Regions from separate parts of the Homo sapiens genome. Here all the other regions are linked to region 1. The links are chromatin contacts, found by Hi-C or POLR2A ChIA-PET in ENCODE. All regions are on one chromosome and are shown on one strand. The core of a region is the stretch at or near the end of the contact, and the rest is flanking DNA. Distances in the headings are between cores, read along the strand shown.

Region 1 (3,342 bases), core at 498-2,997:
TTTCAGTTTTTGTTTGTTTTACTGAACCCTAAACAACCATTAAGGCCATAAACAGACTTAATGACGCTCTACAAGGAGATTCCAGCAGGGCTCACTCATAACAAAAGAGAGAAACCTGTAACACACAAGCAGCTGTTACAAAGCATTTTTTATATATGGCGTTCTCTTCTTAGTTCACTTCACAAAAACCTAAAAAACACTGAGCAAAACCCTGACCCCATCAACTGGTTAAGTGCATAGCAACACTGTACTTTCATTAAATCACTTAAATAGTGTTTAATTCTATTCAGGTCACACAAATCCTTTTCAAAGAGCTAGTGATCTAATAGGAAAAGAGATTGTTACCAAAATAACCTCAACATAATTTCATATAACTGAGACTGTTTTGAGGATTGCCGAATACTTTCTACTTATAAGGCATAGAGTGCTGAACTGCAAACACTCAATTCTAATTTTAAGAACTTTTGGATTAGAAAACAGCTGTTTTGGGGAGAGATGGTAAGGGAAAAAAGTCCCAGTATAGTTACAAAATTAAGTATTACATAATATTTAAAAGAGCTTTCTAGGTTTCTTTCATGTTCTAGGGCAAGCCCTTAAAGAAGAAGACAAGAGATACAGGGAAAGCTAAAGTAGTGTTCAGGGTGGTGGAACCCACTAACAAAACAATCCGCTGGGCACCGTAAGTAAAGCATTCTATTAGGCTGTGACGCGAAACAAGAACAAAGGTTTCATTCCTACGAGAGATTAAGTTTTAGAGCAAATGGACACGATCGTTAAAGAATTTGATATTTCCATGTAAACTGCATTAGCAGGTTATGCGATCCAAACTCACAGGAACAACTCCAACTCTCGGCCATGCCCTATTTCATGTCTAGATTTGTTTAACCGACTTACATCATAATCCAAGAATACGAACTACAGTATATTCTTACAGCAAAGTTATTCCTTAAAAGCAAAACCGAGCCACCTTTGAAAACACGCACACACATTATCCACGGCACTAAAACCCCAGTCTTGACCGAGAAAGACCAACAACTTGGGGGGGAAGAAAACAACTTCAGAGCCAGAGCTCCCAAAGCAGAAAGCGCTGGCGGCTGAAGGGCACACGAGGTTCCGCTCCCGGGCGAACGGGCGGCGTCGGACATCACTAACCAGGCCTGGGGACAGGCGAAGGACTTGCAACTGCGGGCGCCGGCTCTGCGGGCGTTAAGGGAAACGGGGAAGTGAGAAGAGGCGGGGACACGAAAAGAGAAAAGCTCCCTCAAGTTTGCCCGATGTTAACGCTCCAAGGATGAAAAGAGCCGTTTGTTTCGTCTGGGGACCGTCGCGTTTGGCCCTTCCCCCGCCTCCAACAATTCCCGGCGAAGCCCCGCGGCACCAAGCCGGGCCTCCCACCCCCCCGGCGGCCGCCAACCCGCCCGGCCCCAGGACCTCACCTGCAGGGCCGGCCCCGGAGGCGCAGGCGGGCGGCGGGGAGCGCAGCCGCAGCCAGAGGTGCAGCGCGGCCCCGAGCACACACGGGCACAGCAGCACCAGCCAGTTTCGCATTGGCCGCCCCCGCCGCGAGCCGGGCTCTCCCGCGTCCCGGCGGAGAGGGAGGGGACCTGCAAGTGCGGAGACTGAGGGGCGGCGGCTGACGAGCGACCACTCCGAGCACGCCCGCCCTCGCGCTCGGCGACGTCTGGGGGGCTCCTCGCAGCTCCCGGCCCCGCTCCTCCGGTCCCTCAGACCGCGGGTGGCCGCGGCTTAGCCGGCCGAAGCCCCGCCCCCTCCGCCTGGCCTTCCCACCGGCTCCGCCCACCTTTTCTCCCACTCGCCCCGCCCTCTCCTCCCGCGTTTCCACACGCGCCAGCCAGCCGGCCGGGAGCTGAAGTCCCGCTCTGGGCCCAGGCAGGGGGCGCCCGCGGTTTAGAAACCACATTTCCCATGAGCCTAAGCACGCGCTTCCGTCACTCGGCGGCCGCGGGGGCGAAGGGCGAGGCCCCACACAGAGCATGCGCATCCCCCTTGACGTTTGCTGCCACCCCACGGCCCAGGGGAGGTAGTGCCGGAGACCCGGTGCTCGGAGGCTGCCCGGAGCCGCGAAGGGAAATGCGCTTTGCCTCAGATTTGAAGGAAATCCGAGTGGCTCTTGTGTGAAATCACGCAGAGCTCCTTTGTTCCGCGTGCTCTCTTGCTCGACTGCTGTGGGAGGTGGGATCCTGCTGACGTCTCCTTGGCCCGTAGAGTGGGGCGAGGAAGCCCGAGTGTCCGCGCCTGGAGCGGTGACTCATCAGGGATTAGCTCTGGTGCCGTGGGTTCCCGGCTCTTTGCCCGGTTCTGTGCTCTGGGAACGCAGGGTGACAGACAGCGAGCTGGGGACTAGGCTGTGGAACACGATGATGACGAGCCAATCAGGGTAGAACTGCACGTGCTCCGGGTTCATACTGGAGCTGGGAGCGAAACGGGAGCCGGGCGAGCTGGGAGAACGTGGGCTCCGGGGACCTGGGGAAGGGTGGCCGCAGCGAGCCTTCCAGGGAGAACGCCGGCCCCGCGTCTTGAGGCTTTGCCCCGGGTGGGAGCCCTCCTGGCCCACCAGGCCCGCGCCGAGGCAGCCGGAAAGCGGGGACGGGGCGGTGAAGGCACTGGGGTGAGGATGGGAGAGAAGGATGAGAACGAGCGGCTGGGCTATGGGGCGGTTTTTGTTTCTGCTTTTGTTTTTGAGACGGAGTCTCACTCTGTCACCCAAGCTGTAGTGCAATGGCGCGATCTCGGCTCGCTGCAACCTCCGCCTCCTGGGTTCAAGCGATTCTCCTGCCTCAGCCTCCTGAGTGGCTGGGATTACAGGCGCCCGCCACTGCGCCCAGCTAATTTTTGTATTTTTTTTGTAGAGACGAGGTTTCGCCATGTTGGCCAGGCTGGTCTCCAGCTCCTGACCTCAGGTGATCCGCCCGCCTCGGCCTCCCAAAATGCTTGGATTACAGGCGTGAGCCACCGCGCTCGGCCGCGGTTTTTTTTTTTTTTTTTTTAAGTTTCCACAAGTGTGGAAACAGAAGGTGACTGTATTATTGAAAAAAAGTCTTGGATGACAGAAGACCCAACTCAAACAGGCTTAAGGGAAAAAAGTACTTTGGCTCGCCGTGGCTCATGCGTGTAATCCCAGCACTTTGGGAGGCCGAGGTGGGCGGATCACTTGAGGGCAGGAGTTCGAGACTAGCCTGGGTAACATGGTGAAACCCTGTCTCTACTAAAAATACAAAAATTAGTCTGGCGTAGTGGTGGGCACCTGTAGTCCCAGCTACTCAGGAGGCTGAGGCAGGAGGATCGCTTGAACCCAGGAGGCGGAGGTTGCAGTGAGCCGAG
Region 2 (3,418 bases), core at 327-2,826, 900 kb before region 1:
AGCACCTTCTCATGTCTGGTTGATAAATGAAAAACCAGAAATCTGTCATAGAAATTACCTAATTTGATATTTTAGCCCCCTCTGAGGCAAGTACATCATATATATATATATATATATATATTTTTTTTTTTTTTTTTTTTTTTTAAGACAGAGTCTCACTTTGTCGCCCAGGATGGAGTGCAGTGTGGCGATCTCGGCTCATTGCAACCTTCGCTTCCCAGGTTCAAGTGATTCTCCTGCCTCAGCCTCCCAAGTAGCTGGGATTACAGGCATGCACCACGGCGCCCAGCTAATTTTTGTATATATAGTAGAGACAGGGTTTCACCATGTTGGCCAGGCTGATCTCAAACTCCTGACCTCAGGTGATCCACCCGCCTCGGCCTCCCAAAGTCCTGGGATTACAGGCGTGAGCCACTGTGCCTGGCCTATATTTTTTTTTAATAATTGCAAAACAGACACAAAAGCTAATTGAATTACCTGAGATGACTGCGCAAGTCCCAAGAACATCTGGAGATTTCCTGACCTTTATTCTAGTGGTTTTATCTGGGGGCAGAACTGGACAATTCTGAGGTGTTTTCAGAAAACCTTGAATTTGCATCTCTCAGCATAGTTCCCTCTCAAAGGTCTTTGTGAAGGAGCAGAGCCACTGAAATTGCATTGCTGCTGTGTTAAAAACAGCCACAGGAAAAGAGCAAGAATAATTTCCTAGGAATTGCATTTCAACCCGGAAAAGCTTCCAGATTCCTCAGTAACATATATAAAGAGCAGAGTGCATTGCATGATTTCCATCTCAAACTTCTAAATGGTTTTTGTGCCTATTATCTAGAAAGAAAAATATGTTGGTGAAGGAAGTCTTTGGGTAGGGTTGTGTCTAGGAATTCACAAGCCTGAAGCAAGGCTTTTTTTTTTTTTTCTAGCCTCCTATCCATTCACCGGTTCATTCACTTTTAAACAATCACTAAAACTATTACACAATACTTATTCCACAATCTAGTTGCTACTTCTGGTAGCCAGCACCCTGCCCCCCCAACTCCAAGGCTGGTGATGGAGAAATAGTTTAATGTCAGTTTTTTAAAGTGACAGGGGTCATGCTGTTCATTTTTTGAGAAAATACTGCAGAGTATTAAAGGGAATAATTAATAAAAATTAGCAGTTAACTAATTGGGTAGAACCTCAGGTGCACAACAATGCTATGATCAAAGAAAAACTTTTTTCTTCAAATTTAAATAAAAGTTTCTTGATAGAAAGTAAACTCATTTTCAGGCAGTCAGTTGTTAACAGTACTCTGGGCAGTTCCCATAGGGGCATGTCCTGAGGTTTGCTTAATAAATACATTTTTATTAGCATGCACCATCCATTAGTGCTAACACAGATGCTTCTTAAACACGCGTGTTTACTTCACCAGCACGGAACATTTGGCTTATTATAGCTGCAGCCAAAAAAAAAAAAAAAAAGCAGCATCATGATTTCCAAAAAGGGAGTGACATTTGATTTGGGGCAGCTCTTGTCATGCGCCATCTCCAACTTAGAAAATCCACCCTGTACAGCCCGGCCCGCGTCAGGGACCCTTGCAGGCGGCAGCCACGGCTGCTGCTGACGCGCGTTTGATCTTTTCTGGGCCACCGAGGGCTCGCCACACCCCTGCTCTGGCGCGCACGTTCCTCGCTCGGCCTCGCCCAGCAGGAGCCAGACCTTTTACTTTATTTGGTTCACCACGCGGTCTCTGCTCCAGAGAGCGCGCCGGCGGCGGCGCACTCGGGCCCTCGCGCGCACTCGCACATTCTTCCCCGGGAACGCGGGCGGGGGGCGCGAGGAGGTGGCCGGGCCCGGGCTGCGGTCCCTCTAATTATAGCCCGGCAGCTGGCGCGCTGGCTTGGCCTGGCGCTCGGGGCCAGGACTGGGCGGCGGAGCGGAGGGGCGGGGCGCACCGGGCCGTTTCCCGTTTCCGGGCCCGCGCCCCGCCCCGTCCCGTCCCGTCCCGTTCCGTTCCGTTCCGCCCCGCCCCGCCCCGCCCCGCCCGGGGTCGCGCGGCTCCACGTGCGCAGAGCCGGGCGCGCGGAGACTGCGCTGCTCCAGCCCGGGAAAAGTTCTAGAATAGAGGCGCGGCGCAAGTCAGGGGGCCGCCTTGGAAACCGCAGCAAGGGCTCCTTGTGGGCTCCAGGCTGTTGGAGAGTGAGGGAGCCTCCTCCCCTTTCCTTCCCGTGGAGTAAACAGAGCTTGGCAGGGCTGGAGGCTTTCTTCCTTTTAAAAAGTGCCATTCTGAACAACGATACAAAGTGAAAAAATAAATTTTTTAAAAAAGAAAGGGAAAAACTACAATTTGACCATTCTGACCAGCCTCCTTGTTCCAACTGGCCTCTTGATTTGTATAAAGATAATGGGGTCCGGCGGCCCCCTTGATGCATGAATTGCACGCTGGGCATAATGAACTTATTGTGCGAAAGCACTTTGGACTTCGGACTGTGTTCCTATGTCAGAATTTTACTGTGGTTTGTAAGATAAACTGGAAGGAAACAAACTCGTGGTTAACTCTTGTCAATACGTGTCTTGAACCAAGCAAAGTGACATTTCCTACCTGTGGCTTTGACTTTAAGCTGCACAAAAGGTAGGAGCTAGCCTCTCAGCTGTTCAAAGCCTAGAATGAGATGCCTGCTTAGTAGGTGTTAAATTATAACAGCAACAACCCATATGGTGCTTATTAGGAGAATAGTATTCCAAAACTTCTCTAATGACTGTGACCCTCCTGTGAAATTCTGATTTCAATTGTATATGGGGTACAATAAATCTTTATCTTTTATCACCAGAAAAGCTAATTGAACTGCTGTTTGCAGGCAGAAATAACAAAATGGGGGTAATGGGCTCTTAGCCTGGGCTAAGACTCTCAACAGCTTTTTTCTGTTTTGCAGCTCACACATACAGTCGGCTCAGGCAGACGGCCCAAGACAAGCCTGTGCCAAAGAAATGCTGATTTAGTCTGACCCAGACAATCTCTACTCCCACATGTCACTTCTCTGCAGAACTCTTACTAGTATGGCAAATACTTTAAAAATCATACAATAAAAGAAGGCAAAACCTCAGTAATTTGAGGTTCACTTTTAATAAACTCTTTCCATGCATTAAAATAAATTGAGGCCCTGAGCTCTGGCGAAATGTTTCCGGGTTTTTAATTCCCACCGCCCCCCCACCCCGGAGGCATAAATAGCCACATACGCAATTCAAAGTACTCTATTTGAACTAGTATAGGAAAGATGTTTTCTATAGATATTGCAGATAAATTTGCAATGACTTAAATATTTATCTGCTAAAGTTGCTGAGTGCCTCCACAACAAAACCGAACTCATTTTTTGTGCACGATGGGCATCTGAATGCTACCTGATGGTGATGATATAGAAATACTAATTGCTAAGTAAAAGTGGTA
Region 3 (3,259 bases), core at 124-2,623, 970 kb before region 1:
CAGCTACTTGGGAGGCTGAAGCAAGAAGATTGTTTGAGCCCAGGAGTTGGAGGCTGCAGTGAGCTATGTTTGCACCACCACACTCCACTCTGGAGTGACACCCTGTCTCTAAAAAATAAACAATAAACAATTAATTAATTTTAAAATTAAAAAAATAAAATATCAGATGAAATGGTCAGTGTATTAAACACTTATCAATGGATTCGACCCTAAAGCTTAACTTTTAGTGATTCTTTCTAATATTAGCTTTATTAACCAAAGTGTGGGATTTTCCGGTTGCTCTTTTGACGGCTAGCTGATAGGATGAGGTAGGGGCAGGGACAGGAGAGAGTTGGGTGGGGGCAATGAAAGCCCTGGCCTGGCGGACATAGTTTCAGTCTGCTCTGCAGAAGTTAAAGTACGCCTGGGAAGACAAGGCAGATAACGTAGCACGCAACTGAGCTCATGAGTGGAGGAGAGAAAAGAGAAAATGTGTCTCTGTGGGTAACCCCTGGGGGAGCCCATTTTGCAGTAAATGCAGAAACAGTATTATTAAGTCAGGATGAGCGTAAGAAGGACTGCCAGAAATAGACCCCGCCCCCACCCCCCGCACCGCCCCAGGTCACTGCACCTGCCCAAACCTTGATTCTCTCCCTTGAAAAACAGGGACGATGATAGCACCTCCCTCAGCGGGCTGCTGTGGTGAGGATTCAGCAAGATAATCCACGAGGCTTCCAGGAGATGAAGGATGCTCAGTAAATATTTGTGATGATTATTCACAGAGATGAACCTAAAAGCTAAATGCCACGAGTGACTGGCTGGATGTTACAATGTCTGGGGAATGCTTCGCAGCCTGACCCTTATTCCAGAAAGTTCTGTGAGTATCCTCATGACCTCACTGAACGTCAGCGCCGACTGCTCTTACTTAACAGGGGAGAGCCACAGACTCTGCAGTGCGTGGCAGGCAGGGCCTGTCACTGTCTACTGTTGTCGCTGTGGCTGTAGCAGTGGAGGTGGCCGGGCCTTCTTTCCCACCTCCCCTTCTTCCCCATGGTCAGCCCCGCTCCCAGGCTCCGTCTGTGCCCCTGCAGCTCCCCAGCGGTGGCCTTTTTGTTCAGTGCTTCCTCGGCGGCTGGGACTCACCCTGATTTAAAAGCTCCAGACGTGTTCTCGGCAGCCCGGGAGCACAGGAGTCAAAGCAAGACCAGGAGCGGGTTGCTGAGAGGACGCCACGCTGACTGGGGATCGAGAGGGTGGCTTCCTTCAAACAGAGAAAGGAAAAAGCCCCTTGAACCAATCTGAATGTAAAATCCAAAAGCTATGGCCACCGCGAGGAAAACAACAGTCATGATGCGGGCCAGGAGGCCGTCGCCGTGGGAATGCAGTCGGCCCTGCGCATGTGGTGTCTGAGCAGGGCCCGAGACCTTCCAGGGAGGGGAGAAATACTTTTTGGCTGACTCTCCTGACTCTGTGTTTCCTACAATTCTACAACAAAGATCCAGGAACATGAGAAAAGGAAAATGAGAAAATGAGTCCTGTGATCCAAATTTAAGCCAAGAACAGGACAGGCAATGTGAGCCAAATAGAAATGAGGCCAAGAGTGCTTTCTTGGGGCCCCAGCTTTTTTTTTTCTTTTTTCGAATGCCCAAACCTGTTTAACTGCTTAGTGTGAACTCTAGTTCTGGGATACAGTTCACTATGGGAAAGGAAATTTAATTAGCACTGGCGACCTCACCTTCATTCTTAGGTCAATACAGTAAACTGGCATATGAATAGTGATTTCTACCAATTGATTCCTGAAGGAAAAGAGAGAGAAAAGGAGAGAGGAAGACACACACACCTACACACACACACACACACACACACACACACACACACAGAGACAGAGACAGAGAGAGACAATGAGGCACAGAGAAACAGGCAGAGACAGAGAGACAGAGAGACAGAGAGAGGGGAAGAGAGACAGAGAAACAGAGACAGAAAGAAAGAGACAGACAGAGAAAGAGAGACAGAGAGGCAGAGAGAGACAGAGAAGCAGAGACAGAAAGTCAGACAGAGAAAGAAAGAGAGGAGCAAGTGACATACTTTAAAAATTATTCTTGAGAGAGGTCAACCTGCATCAGCTGCAGAAATCAACAATCACTTGGCAGTGTCAGCTGTAATACATTCCCACATTGCATTCTGCACGGGCATTGACTATCTTGACCCACACTCTCTATATCATGTTCACAGTAACGTAAGTGGTCAGATTTCTACAATTAGGCCTTGCAAGATAATAATGACAAGCCGTATTCGTATATTGCTTTACTGTTTGCAAAGCAGTTGCATAATTATCATTACGTTTGGTTCCTCATGACTGTGCTGTGAGGAAGGCGTTCCTGTTCCCATTTTAGAAGTGAGGACACAAAGTTACAAGTGTCCAAGCCAGAACCTGATGCCAAATCCCATGACATTTCTGCCGTACTGGGCTCTGCCATGCCCTGGGAGGATGGCCACCTGCAAACACAACCTTTCTCCTAACAGAGAGAGAAACTGAGACGCAAGCTCGAGTAGCAACTTGATGGAATGGCACAGTGGGGACCACTAGCTCTTAGAATACGTCAATTTTGATTGGCTGAAATTGACAGGAGTATCTAAGACAAAAGATACTCCAGAAAATAAAGGGATCGGGGAGGGATGATGGAGAAGTGACCTTACGGTTATCATGAAAAGGGCTGTGTGTCAAGACAGCATTACACCTAGTGGGAATTGGAAGGATTTAGCTGTACTTTATGTCTCAGAATGTGCTAATGTGATTACCTCATATTAGCTATTATGTGTGCCCTATGAATAATGTCATCCCAGTGCTTCTGGAGAATAGGAGTGGAGCTGCAGGCCCTTCAAAACAATCCTAGGCAGAGTCTGAGTAATCCTGCACATCTGAATCACCAGCAAAAGACAAGTTTCAATTTGGATTCAGAAAATACATGATGCAAACCTTTCTCAGCCCTGGAAGGGAGGGAAGGCATGGGAAGAAGCAGGATTGGACTGGAAGGACTGGCTGTCTTTCCTGCGTGCTCTCCCTTTGACCTGCTTGGCACACCCTGCTTCCAAAATGGCCCATGTGGTTGACAGTCTGCAGGGATGTGAATAGAAACCCAAGACGTCGGGCTCGGTGCATCTCGAAGCAGGGCCGCAGTCTTAAGCACAAGACAGGCACATTCCGCTCACAGCATTTCTTTCTAGTCTGAGCAAAATCTTCCCACAAGGCCAAAATCCCAACGGCTGGACATGAACAGGG
Region 4 (3,242 bases), core at 672-3,171, 660 kb after region 1:
CGTGCCTATAATCCCAGCTACTCGGGAGGCTGAGGCACGAGAATCGCTTGAACCCGGGAGACAAGGTTGCAGTGAGCCGAGATGGCACCACTGCGCTCCAGCCTAGGCAACAAAAGTGAAACTCTGTCTCAGAAACAAACAAACAAAACATAGCTGGAGCAAACGTGGCAAAGTATTAAGGATGGAGTGCTGGGTGCATGAGTATTTGCTGTTATTTCTTTGTATATACATAAATTATTTTATAATATAAAGTTTCAACCTGCCATGCATTTGTAACATTTTCAGATGAATTTGCATACATACGTTTTGAACCAGCGTGTGTGATAGAGACTGGTTTCTTTAGTCAGGAGTCTGTGCTTGGTGCACTAAGAGTTTCAGTCCCCCTCAGTTACTGCGAGGGTCTCCTCAGGAGTCTCAGCCCACAGGCAGCTAGGATCAGGATGCACCCCCTTTTAAGGATAGGGGGATTATGAAGTGTCCAGAGAGTGGTGGCACAGAAGTGGAGACACTAGGGTGTCCAGATGTGGGTCCTGGCTTAGGGGAGAGGATTTATAAAGTAAAATGGCTGCAGAGATTCTGAATCAAGCGCAGGTTGGAAGCATAGTGCTTTGTTGGTACATCAGAGACACTGCCTCCAGGGACATCAGAGGTGACTTCTGTTGAGTTCTGCTGACTGCACAGGAGACACTGTCATACCCACAAAGAATAGCAGGGGACATTTCTGCCAGAAACACCACTAAGACATTAGTAAAAATGATTGTAACCCAGCTACTCAGGAGGCCGAGATGGGAGGATCACTTGAGTCTAGGAGTTCAAGACCAGCCTGGGCAATGTAGGGAGACATCATCTCTAAAAAATAAGACAAATTAGCCAGGCATTTGGGCTGCACCTGTACATAGTCTCAGCTACTCAGGAAGTTAAGGCAGGAGGATTCCTGGAGCCCAGGAAGATGGAGGCTGCAATGAGCTATGATGGCACCACTGCACTCCAGCCTGGGTGACAGCAAGACCCCGCCTCTTAAAAACAAACAAACAAACAGAAAGATTGTAAGACAGCAAATGTCAACTTGAGTTAGTAGTTGAAAAAATAGGCTTGGCGGGGTGGCTCATGCCTGTAATCCCAGCACTTTGGGAGGCCGAGGCAGGCGGATCACGAGATCAGGAGTTCAAGACCAGCCTGATCAACATTGTGAAACCCCGTCTCTTTTTGTATTTGTAGAAATACAAAAATGAGCCAGGCATGGTGGCGGGTGCTTGTAATCCCAGCTACTCGGGAGGCTGAGGCAGGAGAATCACTTGAACCTGGGAGGCAGAGGTTGCAGGAAAAAAAAAAAGAAAAGAAAAAAAATAGGCAAGCGGGAGTTCAAAGGGTGGGAACAAATCAGTGACGCGTGAACAGACTGATTTATGAGGGCAGGGGGCAGAGTCCAGCAGCTGCTCAAAGGCCTTTATGCTTCTGTCGAAACAAGTACGTCACATGCAGAGCTCTAGGCCTTCCTGTGTCATCCGAAAGGATGGGGTGAAGGCCTGGGTTACCAAGGGGGCACAAGTCGCCCACAGGTCCGGGATGAGGAGGCCTTGGCCCACTGTGGGAGCGGGTGGTGCGGAAAGCCCATGAGGGCTCTCGAACATTCCCCAGCGCCTGACAGCGGCCAGCTGGGGACATCTCCCAGCCGTGGCTCAGCCTTCAACAAGTCAAAAAGCCAGCATCACCCACAGCGTCATCCCCAGATCTATTCTAGGTTCTGAGGTTCTAGGTGGGACTTTCAAAAGCAGAAGAAACGATGCTAAAACCGAAAGGAATTTGCCATTAGGGAGAAATGCTTTATTTTCACCAGATGACAAACTTCAGGGTTTCTGATCAAAGTTGCTGCAATTTCTTCTTTCTCCTTCAGGCCTGATTCTGCTCCCCTCCCCTGTCCTCCCATCCTTCTTGCCACAACGGGGGAAGCCCTGAAAAACCCCGGTGTTTTCATAGGCTGTGTGGAGCCCAAGGAAGGGGAGGGAAAGGAAGTGGGGCTCATTTACCACCATTCAGTTCCTGATCGGGTTCCCCAAGAAGCAGCTGGGACTCTCCAACCCAACCTCACTTCCCCGGGGTCCCTGTCATTAGGCAGATGGCACTCCCATGGCTGTCCCTGCCATGTTCCCTCAGACCCCTCCTTGCTGCCTCAGTTTCTCAGCCCTCCACCCTTCCCTGCCTCCTGCCTCTCCCTGTCTGCCCTTCTCGGGACCCAGGCTCCTTCTGTCTGTCCACAAGCATGCTCAGGTCTCCCCATCTTAAAAACAAGGTCTGGACCCCCTGAATAACCTCTTTCTTGCATTTCACAAACATGCGCTTTTGGAAAGCAGTTTATGCTCTTGAATTGACTCACTGCTCCCACTTCCTCCTGCTGCCATCCAGGGTCTGCCTGTTCCCCCTCCAGCCTCCCCGTCAGTCGAGCCTGCCCTTGGCCAGGCCCTGTGGCAGCTTAAGGTGAAGTGGTCCAGCCTGTCAGCCGCACTGGACACCCTGACTGTCTCCTGCCCGGGGCCTCTCTCCCCTGCAGTCTTTGAGGCCTTGACCACTGAGGGGACTGCTCTTTGACCTCCTCCCTACTCTTAGTTTTTTTTTTGTCTTTTTGTTTTTTTTTAAATAACAGCTTTATTGAGGTATAATTCACATTTTCTGTGCTGTCCCCATCTCGAAGTGTACCACATTCAGAGTTGCGCAGTGACCCCACAGTCCACTGTAGACCTTTTCCATCCCAGAAGGAACCCCGTGCCTCTTAGTGGTCACCCTCCAATTCCCCGCCACGCCCTCCAGGCCCAGGCATCATGAATCTGTGTTGGGCCTCTGATTTGCCTTCATTTTCACCTTCTCTGTCAACCCATGGTCTGCAGCCTTTGCTCTGCTCTGTATCCCAGGGACCTCTCTCACAGCACAGGTCTGCATTTCAGCTGTGCCAATGCTCCCCCGAAGCTCTCCGCACCCTTACCCTGGACAGCGGCCTCTTCCTGGCTGGTCCACACCCCAGCCCGACCTTCTGCTGCCCTCCCCAGCTCCGGGCTCCTGCAGCACCTTCTCTCCTCACCCCCTCCCTCACTGCTCCTAAGTCCACATGCAGGTTCACACCTCCTCATGCTTCCCACGCCTCCATGCACTTTTCACACCTCCACACATCACATCTCCTCACACCTCCACACACACTTCACACCTCCTCACGCCTCCCACTCACACCTTCTCACGCCTCCCACATCTCC
Region 5 (3,330 bases), core at 496-2,995, 730 kb before region 1:
GGTCAACAGAGAGTCCTAGACCATAGACCAGAAAGTCCATTCTACCCGACACTGGGCTACAAGAAATGTATATTTGTGGGGATCAGCCACACTGGGAGAAAGATAGCTGTCTCATGTCACCAGGGTAGATGAAGAAAGGGTTCTAAAGCCTAGCAGCATTCATATGATAGGTACCTGGGCTTGTTTTCAAAGATCAGCAATCAAGGGGAAATGACAGAGACGCTGGAGGAGGCTGGTCCTCCCAGAAGCTAGTGGCTTGACCCAAGAAGGAAGAAAATGGCGGCTGCCTTCCCGGACCCAGGCTGTAGGCCGGGAATTCCCAGCTCTTTGATACCGTATTCCAACTGGTATGATCTGTTCGATGCCTGCTCTAGCTCTATCCCAAATATGTGTTATATGGCTTCCATCAATATTTTTTATGTAGTGCAAGCTTAATTTAATCTGAGAGTGGTTTAAGAATACACATACTTCTCAGCCATCAAAAGAACACGATTAAGAATCTCTGTGCTAGAAACTAGAAAGTTCTAGGAGATTACTGAAGGAGAGGCAGGAATGGGAACTGAGATGAAGAGGGCAAAGACTTAACCACCGACGGTCCATTTTTGGAGGAAGTGGCTGAGTGGAGTCTGGAAAAAAAAAAAAACAACAACCAGATAACCTGAAAACCAGCTGGGCTGGAAGCAAAGAGAGGGCCCAGGCATTAGCCCGGCCCTGGGGGCAGCCCAGACACACCCCAGCATTTCTCAGGGGGAAGAAGGCACAGCCTGCTGTTATTTACAAAGCTGTTGTTGAGAATTTTGAGGATCTCTTCCAGGTTCTCGCTTATGTAAATTCTAATTCACAGTGCCCTGGCCCCACATGTCTCGTAAACCAGGCCTGATATTGTAAACCTTCGCCATTCACAGAGGGTTTTAGCTTTGCCTTTGTTCCCCTCTCCAATTTCCCACTTCACAAACCTGGATCTAAAGCTTTGCACGTAGTTGATAGGGAAGTGTCGTTTGAGCAGTTCTAAGAGGCTGTCTTCCTTCTTCCTCCGACCCCCACAGCTCTGGTTTCCTCTTGGATATCAATTATTGGCTTTTACATAAGAAGGCTAATGCATTTTCAAAGCAGGCAGATCACTCTCCCATGTTTTGACAGTTTGGCTTTAGTTGAAATATAATTAAACTTTTTGAAAACAAGAACCTTGAAACTCAGTCTTCACACTGTTTGCAGGTTTTTTCCCCCTCACGCATTCAGTTTTTACTTGCTGCGGCACAATTGATTTGGTCTTCACTTTCTGCGCTCAAAACAAACACTGGGTTTAGGCATTCTGCTCTCCCAGCACCGCATGGCTGAGGGTGGAAAAAAATAACATCTGAAACAGGCCGGGCTTTTGATGATACCTCCTTATGACAGACACATCGAAAACCACCGACGGTGAGTCACCCACATTCTGTGCATACCCTCTCCGAGGAGCAGGAAGTGTGGCTATTTTAAACCCTGAGGCAATGAGAAGTTTTCAGATGCGTCCTAAGGCGCTCCGGCCAGCGCCCTGCATGCACACGAGGGCCTTCCTCAGTGTGGCCCCAGCACATCTGTAGACCTGAGGCGACACACCCAGCCTTCTGCCAGCATCTCTTTGTTTATTCTGCTTGTCCTGGTTTTGCGTTGACACGAGCAAGCCGAGTCTAAAAAACACAGAGCTACAGAATTTATAAAATCAACAAAAACTTAAAAAAAAAAAACAAAAAAAAAAACACACCACCACCACCAACAACAATCGGAGCCTGGCAGTTGGTGAGGGTGGGTGGGGGCGAACAGATGGTGCCACAAGATGTCCTCGGGCGGCTCACTGGGGACCGAGCCTTGTGGCTCTGTGGCCAAAAATAAATAAATAAGTCAGGGCCCAGCAGAAGTGCTTTCACTTCTAACCCAAGTCACTAGCTGTGGGTAATGAGTCCTCTTACTCCTTGTTCCCCATCTCCAAAGGCCAAACAAACAAGTAGAAAAAAAAAGAGAGAGAGTGAGAGAATGAATTGAACTGAAATGAAATGACTATAGATGAAAGATATATATATATATATAAAGAGTGGCGGGGGCGGGGGAAGCCGGGCGCTGTGGCTCACGCCTGTAATCCCAGCACTTTGGGAGGCCGAGGCGGGCGGATCACGAGGTCAGGAGATCAAGACCATCCTGGCAAACACGGTGAAACCCCGTCTCTACTAAAAATACAAAAAAATTAGCCGGGCGTGGTGGCGGGCGCCTGTAGTCCCAGCTACTCGGGAGGCTGAGGCAGGAGAATGGCGTGAGCCCGGGAGGCGGAGCTTGCAGTGAGCGGAGATCGCGCCACCGCACTTCAGCCTGGGCGACAGAGCAAGACTCTTGTCTCAAAAAAAAAAAAAAAAAGTGGCAGGGGGACTTGAGGGAAATAAGCCAGATGTTGCCACAAAAGCAGTTACAAATCCTGACCTTGTTTGCTAAAGGGAGCAGGCTCAGCCAGGATGCGAGACATCTCCAGGTGCTGGGAGCTTCTGAGGATGGTGAGCTCCCAGACCGAGGCAGCAAAAATGGCCTAGAACCCATCACTGTGTGGGGAGGATCCGGCTTCCTTGATGTCGGGGAAGCGTTTCCAGAACACTGGCCACTGATAGAACCAGCGGTCGATGTGGCAGGGCCTGGGATTCAGGCAAGACTCCATTTGGCTGTAATGTTTTTTATCTTTATCGGCAGTTTTCTTAGAGAATGAAATTGTTTGGGAAGTGGAAACCCAGCCTTCAGCATCTTTTAGCACAATGTGTTAAGACTCCCGAACTGGTTGGGAGCTGTATAAGCCACACAAGCATTCCAAATAATACATATTCTTTCTATTGTTGCAGATGCTAACTGCCTCCTAACTCTGATAAAACCTAAAGAATTTGTTGGTGGAAGAAAGTCCTAGAGTTTTAAAAAGCAGCTGCAGAAGAGACCAGGCCGCCTACACCCCTTGGCTTGTGGCCTCTTTACTCCACCTTGACAGCCAGCAAGGTGGCCTCTCTGGTACCTTTCTTTTGCATTCACTCTCCCTCTGTCTCCTCTTGTGACTAGCTGTGGGTAATGAGTCCTGTTACTTCTCATTCTCAATCTCCAAAGGCCAAACAAACAGGTAGAAAGAGAGAGAGAAGGAATTGAGCCGAAATGAAATGACTTTAGAATAAAGATTTGTATACTAAAAAAAAAAAAAGAGTTGGGGGAACTTGAGAGAAATGAGCCAGATGTTACCATGAAAGCAGTTATAAATCCTAACCTTGTTTGTAAAGGGAGCAGGCTCAGCCAGGATGCTGGACATTGGTCTCACCTGGAGAACTCAGG
Region 6 (3,591 bases), core at 882-3,381, 780 kb before region 1:
ACGGGGGAGCGGCAGGCCTAGGGCTCCGGTTGACTGCAGATTCAGCCCAAGAATGCTCGGGCAGCTCAGAGCTGAAAGGCACCTTCAGACAGACCTCACGGAAGGCAAAACAGCTCTTCTTGACTCTGAACCAATTGCTGATTGAAATTCACACAAACACACCTTCCTTTTCCTTCTTTGGGTCATTCCCAGTTTCTCCGGGCACTGCAGGAACAAAGGGGAGTAAGGTCACTTCGTCGAATCCCTGCCAAGGGAAATGCGTCTAATGCATGACGGTGTCTCTGAAGTCAATGGATAAGAATCTCATTTCTAAACTCTTGGATCCAAAAGTATGCCTCTTAGGATGGAATCCTTCTGTGGTGTTGGTTGACAGCTTTTTGGGTTTTCTGAAAAGCATGTGTCCAGTCCATTGTTTTTAATCTCCCAGGGCTGGCGTGGGGGTGGAAGGAGCTGGAGGAAGAAACCATGCAAAAATCCATTTGGAAGCTGCAAATCAAAGCTAATAGCCTCTCCTGATCTGCTCACACACGGTGCCCAACCGGTGTTGTAGAGAGGAAGAGGAAAAGATTCCCCAGACATGAGGACAAGTGTAAGGCGAAGGGCTGGAAAGGGGAGGGGAGCTCGTGTCAAGAGGGAGCTGGAACTCAAGTGGGGAGAGGAAAGGCAGTGGGAGAGAAGAGAGCTCCTTCGTGGGCGGCCTCTGCGACATCTGCCCCAGGGGCCTAACGCCTCCCTCTGTGATGTCTCTGCACCCAGGCTCTGTTGCTGCTTCCTCAACCATTATTCTCATTTGGGAAGGGAAAGAGTGGTTTTATAAAACCGGTGTCCACGTGAAGGCAGCCATCCAGTTGGTGGAGAAATTTTCCCCACATAAATTAGATTACTCCAAGTCTAGATGGTTCCTAGCCCCTAGTCCTTCTCGCTGAAGACGGTACAAGGAGGGTGGCAAGGCAGAGGTCTGGAGGGAGAAGAGTAAAAAGCTCCTTGTTTGCGTTAAAACAAACAAACCCCAAGATATGCCAGTTGTTTCAGAAGGTGAATTCCTACTTCAGGTAGTCCTTAAGAGTCACCAGAAATCCAGGAGCGAAACTGCACTGAGATTCCATTAACTGTGAAAAAAAATAACAAAATAAACGGGCCACACAAAAAGAAGAAAACCGGCCTGCCCAACGAGGGCTGCGGAGTGCAGCCAGAGTCCCTTGTACCAGTAGATCATATTGTGTCCATTTAATAATAATAAGAAGGGGCACCCTCCGCGGAGGCTTCACCCAAGGAGTCCTGTCCCACCCGCAGGCTCGGGCGCCCGCCTGCAGACCTCGGACGCCGGCCAGCGTCTTGTCGTGCAAGGCCGTCCACAGCCAGCATGGCCTTAATGAGCCCATTTCAATTGAAATGAGATCAATACTACTCATTTTTCTCTTGCTGGCTCCCGAGTGATTCATGAATCTGAAAACTAGTTCATGAATCAGAGCAGGGTGGGGTGGAGGGGCTGGGGCGGAGGCAGGCAGGGGAACATTTGTGCAGTCGGCAAACCTCGATTCCTTTAATGAACCTAGCCATGAGTTGCATAACGCTGGCCTGCCTGCTAGTTTAAAACAGTCTTTTCGGAAGCAGCTTTCAGCTTGACTTATTCACCTATTTTCCTCCTGGAAAGGGGAAGAATGACACTGGGTACTGATTGTGTGTCTGTCTGTCTCAGGGAATACTTTTTTGCTCTTCGTGTGTGGAACCGTAGGGGCTTCCCTGGACAAGAACGTGTGTCCATGTGTGTGTGCATACATGTATAATGGTCTTTGTGTGCACATCCTCTGTGTGTGTGTGTGTGTGTGTGTGTGTGTGTGTGTGTGTATGAGTGAGCAATGTGTGACCGGCCTCGGGCCCTTTAAACCTGAACAGGAGCCAAGTTCATTTCTCAGCGGAGCTTCATAAGGAAGCACGAGCTGGGGCAGTTGGAAACCACATCCCTGTGAGTGCTGATTACAGCCTACTAAGGAAAATGAGATTTTTATCTCACAGGAATTCAGTTATAAAAATAAAATACAGCGTCTGGCTTGATTCAGCTAAATGTACAAGCACTAGGGTGTTTTTAATTTAACAGAGAAGCTGGACAAGAAGAATGACCTAAAACATTGCATTTAAAGAAAGTCAGAGGCGAGGGGGAGGCTACAGGAAGTGAGTGGGAGTAGAGATGTGTGTGTGAGAGAGAGAGAGAGAGAGAAATGGAGGGAGAGGGAGGGAGGAAGGGAGGAGGGAGGTGGAGAGAGAGAGAAAAAAACCACCCTGCTGGCAAATGAATGCAGCAGGGATGATGTCATTGGAACAGTTGGAGGAGAGAGGAGAAAAACAACTCGGAGCTGTGCTAATCCTGTTTGCTGCCCTGAAGGGAATGGAAGGCGGCCAAGGCAGGGAGTTCTGGGAAACCATATAAGGGTGCCAAACAAGCATTGCCGCCAACATTAGGAACTGACAGCTTTGTTCTTTGTAACTTGGCTGCCCGCCAGAGGCCTCATTTCAGCTCTGCGGCATGATTACCCTGGACGGCCGCCAGCCCCGCGCTGAGAGCTCCTTTTCTTCTCTCCGAGCTTTTTTTTTTTTTCCTCTTTCCCTCTGCCAAACATGCAGCAGTTACCATGGCAGTGGAAAGTAAAGTTTTAAAAAAACACAACAAAGTAGAGAGGCACGCCTTTATCCAGATGTGCCACATGAGCAGATAGAAAAGGCAGTTCACCTATTCATCGGGGCCTTTGACTGCAGAAGAAAACACTGGGGCACTGGCTGTCAAGTTCGGGAGGGAGGTGACTCCAGGATAAACAGAGCAGCGAGCAGCCCTGGCTGCAGACAGAGAGGGGCTGGCTCCCAGGCCCTATTTTCCTTCCCTCTCTCTCTCCCTTCCTGGGGCATTGTGGAGTGCGTAATGTGAAACGGAAAATGTCATGATTTCCACTGGGAACGTGTCCACGGTTTTGAGAAAGCTCCAGAAACTCAGGTCCATAAAGCACTGAGGGGAGGAGGAAGGGAGGGAGGAGAATGGGCGGTCACAGTGCCCTCTGGTCACCAAGGTGAACCCAGCGAGCAGGAGCCAGTACGTGGCTGTGGCCCAAGCCTCTGCCTGCTGCTGGAGCATGGCCAGGCCGTCGTCGTAGGGTTGCAGGCTGTTCGGGGGTCCTGGGTCCCACGGAGCCCTGGGACCTGAGGGACAGGGATGTTCCCTTTTCCCCCTTGGAGGTGTAGCCAGTAGTTTGGCTTTACAGGGGGACTCTGTGAAGAGTCCAGTTCCCTATTTTTAATCAGGTTCATTTTTCACCTGCTTAGAAAGTGGAACATCTCCTGAAAGGTGACAAGTCGTGATCAAAGGCAAGTCTCCAGGCAGAGAGTTGGCAGGTTTCCGAAGCAAAGGTTACTTAGAAGTGGAGGCTCCACTGCCAGCTTCCCCCCGCTGCAAAATCTGACACTCCTCACCCTCAGGGTTCAGCAAGATTCTCGGAAAGGCCTTTTCTGATTCTAGGAGGTGCTGCAGCAGGAGCTGACTCGGCCATTTCCTGGCCTCTTTAGTTGGAAGATGACAGAAAGGCGGAAGCAGGGACTGCTATT
Region 7 (3,387 bases), core at 772-3,271, 660 kb before region 1:
TGTTCATGGCAATAAGCCGCCCAGAGCTGACTCCCATTCGGCTGACCACACTGGCTGTGAGCTGCAGCATTTCGGCTTCACGTCCAGGACCTCAGAAGTACAGCAGGAAACTTGACCTAGTCCTCTTCCAGACTTCAGGCCCTTCCCTAACCCCAGCAAGACCAGCCAACAGGTTTCAGCTCCCAACACAGGGCGGATCTCAAACATAACAGGTGACTCAAATGCAGTCTGCGATAGAGTTGGCGCTTTGATGAGTGTCTGGCCCCAGGAGAAGGATTTCAGAAAGCTCAGTTCACAGCACACATCTGGAGGGGCATCCTCAGGGCTTGGGTTTCTGGCAGGCATCTGGGCTGAGGGACTAGCAGGGCTGTCTATGCGCTCACACAGGAAGCCCCGAGAAACATGCCACCCGTGGCAGCCAGCTGGGCTTTCCGCAGAGCCAGGGTTCTGTCCCACTTGTGAGCTGCTTATCTCATCCTCCACCCACACCCCAGGGAGGCAGTGAAGGGCTTTCAGGCAGGAGCAGCCTCATAAGCACTATAATAATGTCAGTTGACTTGAGTTGACTAATATCATGACAGCGTGTTGCAGTCTTCAGAGAAAGATACTAAAATGGTTGTGCTATTACGGATCTCAGAGCATTAAGGAAAGTTGACCAGCTTTCACTGGGCTGAACCAAGGGGTGAAGCAGTCAGAGACAAGGCTGGGACTTTCCTGTTTCTGTAAAACATACTTCTTTCCATTCAAAAAGTTTTGGACAGGCAATATGCAAAAAGACAACTGCTGAATGATTCCACTTGTATGAGGCACCTAGAGGAGTCAAAGTCACAGAGACAGAAAGTAGAATGGTGGGTGCCAGGGACTAGGGGGAGGGGAATGAGAAGTTCGTGTTTAATGGGTACAGTTTCAGTTTGGAAAGATGCAAAGGCTTCCGGGATGATGGTGATGTTTGCACCATAATGTGAATGTACTTAATGAATGCCACCAAATGGTACGCTTAAAAATGCTTCAAATAGGCCAGGTGCAGTGGCTCATGCCTGTAATCCCAGCACTTTGGGAGGCTGATGTGGGCGGTTCACCTGAGATCAGAAGTTTGAGACCAGACTAACCAACATGGAGAAACCCCATCTCTACCAAAAATGCAAAATTAGCTGGGCATGATGGTGCACGCCTGTAATCCCCGCTACTCAGGAGGCTGAGGCAGGAGAATCGCTTGAACCCAGGAGGCAGAGGTTGTGGTGAGCCAAGATCGTGCCATTGCACTCCAGCCTGGGCAACAGAGCAAGACTCTGTCTACAAAAAAAAAAAAAAAGCTTCAAACGGTAAATTTTATGTTGTGTATATTTTACCACAATTAAAATGTATGGAAATATTTATTCTGATTCTTCAGTTAGATCATTTGTGGGTTAAATATGCCCCATGTAGCATTTCTTTCTGTAAATATACTGCCCCATCCCCCACATGGTATTAGACTGAGATTCCTAAGGGTAGAAACTATTTATCATTCATCTTTTTAGCCCCACTCCACCCAGTACAAAGCTCTATATAACATACCACTGGATAAATGTTATTTAAAGAAAAAAATGGATGAACAAGTGAACTCAGAATTCCCATACCGTTGCACCACGTTTTTTTCTAAACATGTGTTCACAGAATAGTAGCAGCAACAATGAGCATTATGAATGCCCTGTATTCAGAGTAAATAAGACTGTCAATCCAAAAGAAAAAGAAATAGTTAAGTGCATATATCTAGCCATATTGAAAGTTTCCTACCCTAAGTCCCCAGACAGCCCTCACTTGACTCTCATGAGTAGTAGGAGTGATAAACGAATGAATAAATGAATGACTTTTCTTCCTGGTCCACAGGCTTAGATTTTCCCAGTCTGGATATCAAGGGCATTCCATGCAGTGAGACTTTAAAGTCTCTAGAGAGGGACAGGAACCACCTGAAGTTGTTTCAGCTTAGACGTCCCTTTCCTTAGTAGCTCCTTCCTCCAGGGTGAGGCAGGAAGTGATCGCCAGCTGCCTCCCTGTTGACCAGGCTATGAAACCTTTTACAGTCACTTGGCTTCACTTCTGTGCTGTTTTTTTGGGTGAAGACTTTCTCATTTTCTGGTAAAGCAGATATTTAAGGGGCAGGAAACTCAACATCAAAAGACCGGAACAGAAGAGAGAAATCCTTGCATTATTCGGAACCAGCGAGTATGTATGGTGCAGGCAACTGAAACACCCTCTCTCTCTGCCTTTTTTTTTTTTTTTTTTGCATTGAACACTCTCAGTGTCTTCAAATTCCTAAGATTTTTTTCTTAACATCTCACATTTTATTAAATAAATCCAACCGCTGTGTATCACCGTCATTCTTAGCAAAGAATACATTAGCTATTTTCTTTGCAAAACAAAACCTAACTCTCATCTAAATAAAATCTACATGCAAAAGTAAGTGATATTTTCTGATCAGTACAATAGAATTGCCGTAAGTTTGGTCAAGGCTCTTGGCCTGCTTTCTAAAGATGTCCCTAGTATCTAGAGAGATCTCAAAATCTGTAATCATCGTGGGAAAACTTTTTCTGTGTTCAGAAATTCAGGATGACAAGAACTATCATTTTGGCAATATCTTAGAGGAGAATCTGAAAAGCTTCTGGCCACAGAAACGCCTAAATATGCTGTAGAAAAATAATAAGTGTGGTGTTAAAAGCACAGCTGAAATGAGTGAAGGAAATCCCAGAGACTGAGTATAAAGAAGGTCTGAGCACAAGAAAAAGTGCTGACACTTGGCTGCCTGAGCAGTGGGAGATCCGCTGAGGGAAAACAAGGTCACCTCAAGTTTCATAACCACAGACCACACTTCACATGGGTTTGGAGCTTAAGTTTACTCACCTGTATGGTCTAGGAAAGCTACGTCAATTAATTAACATAAAAGGAGTCCCAATATCACAAGAGCACTTGCCAAAACAAATAAAAAACTTCTCTATAGAAACCAATCTTCAACCTCTGCCACACAAGATTCCCATAGTGAGCACATTCTTTTAAATAGAAGCTCACAATCGAAAATTACAAAATGCGTTTAGAGACATGAGCAAGAGTGCACTACAAACAAGAATAAACAGACACAACGGGCGGCACAGGTAATGAGTCCCCAGAACCCCCAGAACATCAGCTAATAGAACTATCAGAAGGAGGATATGAATTGTTGTTAACATAACTGAAATGTAAAAGGAGAAATCAAAATTTTGAGAAAATAAATTTAAAAGACCAGGCATATTTGAAAAAGTACCATATGTTACCTCTAGAAATGAAATGTGTAACATTAAAAATAAAAACTTAATAAACGGGGCAAAGATTGCCAAAGAGAGAATTGATCATCCAGGAAGTGGTTTGGAAACAAAT

What was found. Hi-C counts contacts between places; a loop is a spot of excess contacts on that map. ChIA-PET counts read pairs that join two places held with the same protein, here RNA polymerase II (POLR2A). Pooled maps may share reads with other maps.
Region 2: a map of OCI-LY7 shows a loop between it and region 1 (10-fold over the local background). The contact joins the enhancer-like site here to the promoter of B3GALNT2 in region 1. A Hi-C loop is called at or near these places in 7 of 168 maps with a recorded cell type or tissue (CD8-positive, alpha-beta T cell, K562, OCI-LY7 and 4 more), 12 of 37 single-sample maps with no recorded cell type and 11 of 50 pooled maps. POLR2A ChIA-PET finds 5 or more read pairs at or near these places in 2 of 52 experiments (CD4-positive, alpha-beta T cell and CD4-positive, alpha-beta memory T cell).
Region 3: a loop to region 1 is called in a pooled map, with 4 times the contacts of the local background. The contact joins the promoter of LINC01354 here to the promoter of B3GALNT2 in region 1. A Hi-C loop is called at or near these places in 5 of 50 pooled maps. POLR2A ChIA-PET finds 5 or more read pairs at or near these places in 2 of 52 experiments (Caco-2 and HEK293).
Region 4: a loop to region 1 is called in a map of OCI-LY7, with 2.8 times the contacts of the local background. The contact joins the enhancer-like site here to the promoter of B3GALNT2 in region 1. A Hi-C loop is called at or near these places in 1 of 168 maps with a recorded cell type or tissue (OCI-LY7), 11 of 37 single-sample maps with no recorded cell type and 5 of 50 pooled maps.
Region 5: a loop to region 1 is called in a pooled map, with 10 times the contacts of the local background. The contact joins the enhancer-like site here to the promoter of B3GALNT2 in region 1. A Hi-C loop is called at or near these places in 1 of 37 single-sample maps with no recorded cell type and 8 of 50 pooled maps. POLR2A ChIA-PET finds 5 or more read pairs at or near these places in 2 of 52 experiments (PC-3 and activated CD4-positive, alpha-beta T cell).
Region 6: a loop to region 1 is called in a map of endothelial cell of umbilical vein, with 22 times the contacts of the local background. The contact joins the promoter of LINC01132 here to the promoter of B3GALNT2 in region 1. A Hi-C loop is called at or near these places in 1 of 168 maps with a recorded cell type or tissue (endothelial cell of umbilical vein) and 11 of 50 pooled maps. POLR2A ChIA-PET finds 5 or more read pairs at or near these places in 1 of 52 experiments (Caco-2).
Region 7: a loop to region 1 is called in a map of naive thymus-derived CD4-positive, alpha-beta T cell, with 2.9 times the contacts of the local background. The contact joins the enhancer-like site here to the promoter of B3GALNT2 in region 1. A Hi-C loop is called at or near these places in 1 of 168 maps with a recorded cell type or tissue (naive thymus-derived CD4-positive, alpha-beta T cell), 2 of 37 single-sample maps with no recorded cell type and 9 of 50 pooled maps. POLR2A ChIA-PET finds 5 or more read pairs at or near these places in 3 of 52 experiments (H1, activated CD4-positive, alpha-beta T cell and common myeloid progenitor, CD34-positive).

The regions. Positions count from the first base shown.
Region 1 is chr1:235,502,705-235,506,046 of GRCh38, forward strand. B3GALNT2 (beta-1,3-N-acetylgalactosaminyltransferase 2) reads right to left here and starts at 1,748. Exons shown (of 12, transcript NM_152490.5): 1 at 1,437-1,748. The coding sequence starts at 1,548. RefSeq lists a silencer at 1,277-1,916 and enhancers at 1,850-2,526, 2,227-2,346.
Region 2 is chr1:234,598,240-234,601,657 of GRCh38, forward strand. No RefSeq gene overlaps it. Among named protein-coding and RNA genes, the nearest start is that of IRF2BP2, 10 kb to the right of the region's middle. RefSeq lists enhancers at 1,112-1,625, 1,626-2,139 and silencers at 1,683-2,212, 2,613-2,662. Within about 2 kb of position 1,577, at least 40 of the 41 ENCODE cell types and tissues checked have a DNase peak (open chromatin) inside an H3K27ac peak, as active enhancers do; they include CD4-positive, alpha-beta T cell, CD8-positive, alpha-beta T cell, OCI-LY7 and 2 more, where a contact is called at or near this core.
Region 3 is chr1:234,530,406-234,533,664 of GRCh38, forward strand. It overlaps LINC01354 (long intergenic non-protein coding RNA 1354), which reads right to left and starts at 1,374. Exons shown (of 3, transcript NR_038426.1): 1 at 1,123-1,374; 2 at 621-776.
Region 4 is chr1:236,158,295-236,161,536 of GRCh38, forward strand. The region is part of intron 1 of GPR137B (G protein-coupled receptor 137B); the gene reads left to right. Among named protein-coding and RNA genes, the nearest start is that of GPR137B, 17 kb to the left of the region's middle. RefSeq lists a silencer at 277-326 and enhancers at 1,292-1,341, 1,442-1,891, 1,982-2,031. Within about 2 kb of position 1,922, at least 5 of the 41 ENCODE cell types and tissues checked have a DNase peak (open chromatin) inside an H3K27ac peak, as active enhancers do.
Region 5 is chr1:234,771,111-234,774,440 of GRCh38, forward strand. It overlaps LOC107985364 (a long non-coding RNA gene), which reads left to right. Exons shown (of 3, transcript XR_001738532.2): 2 at 2,859-3,018. Among named protein-coding and RNA genes, the nearest start is that of LINC02961, 13 kb to the left of the region's middle. RefSeq lists enhancers at 296-1,495, 1,252-1,546, 1,282-1,501, 1,522-1,571, 1,592-1,761 and 1 more. Within about 2 kb of position 1,746, at least 31 of the 41 ENCODE cell types and tissues checked have a DNase peak (open chromatin) inside an H3K27ac peak, as active enhancers do; they include PC-3, where a contact is called at or near this core.
Region 6 is chr1:234,721,911-234,725,501 of GRCh38, forward strand. It overlaps LINC01132 (long intergenic non-protein coding RNA 1132), which reads left to right and starts at 2,132. Exons shown (of 3, transcript NR_038856.1): 1 at 2,132-2,172; 2 at 3,313-3,591. RefSeq lists enhancers at 1,349-1,911, 2,476-3,038, 3,039-3,591.
Region 7 is chr1:234,842,635-234,846,021 of GRCh38, forward strand. The region is part of intron 2 of LOC107985365 (a long non-coding RNA gene); the gene reads right to left. Among named protein-coding and RNA genes, the nearest start is that of LINC02961, 84 kb to the left of the region's middle. RefSeq lists an enhancer at 410-529. Within about 2 kb of position 2,022, at least 15 of the 41 ENCODE cell types and tissues checked have a DNase peak (open chromatin) inside an H3K27ac peak, as active enhancers do.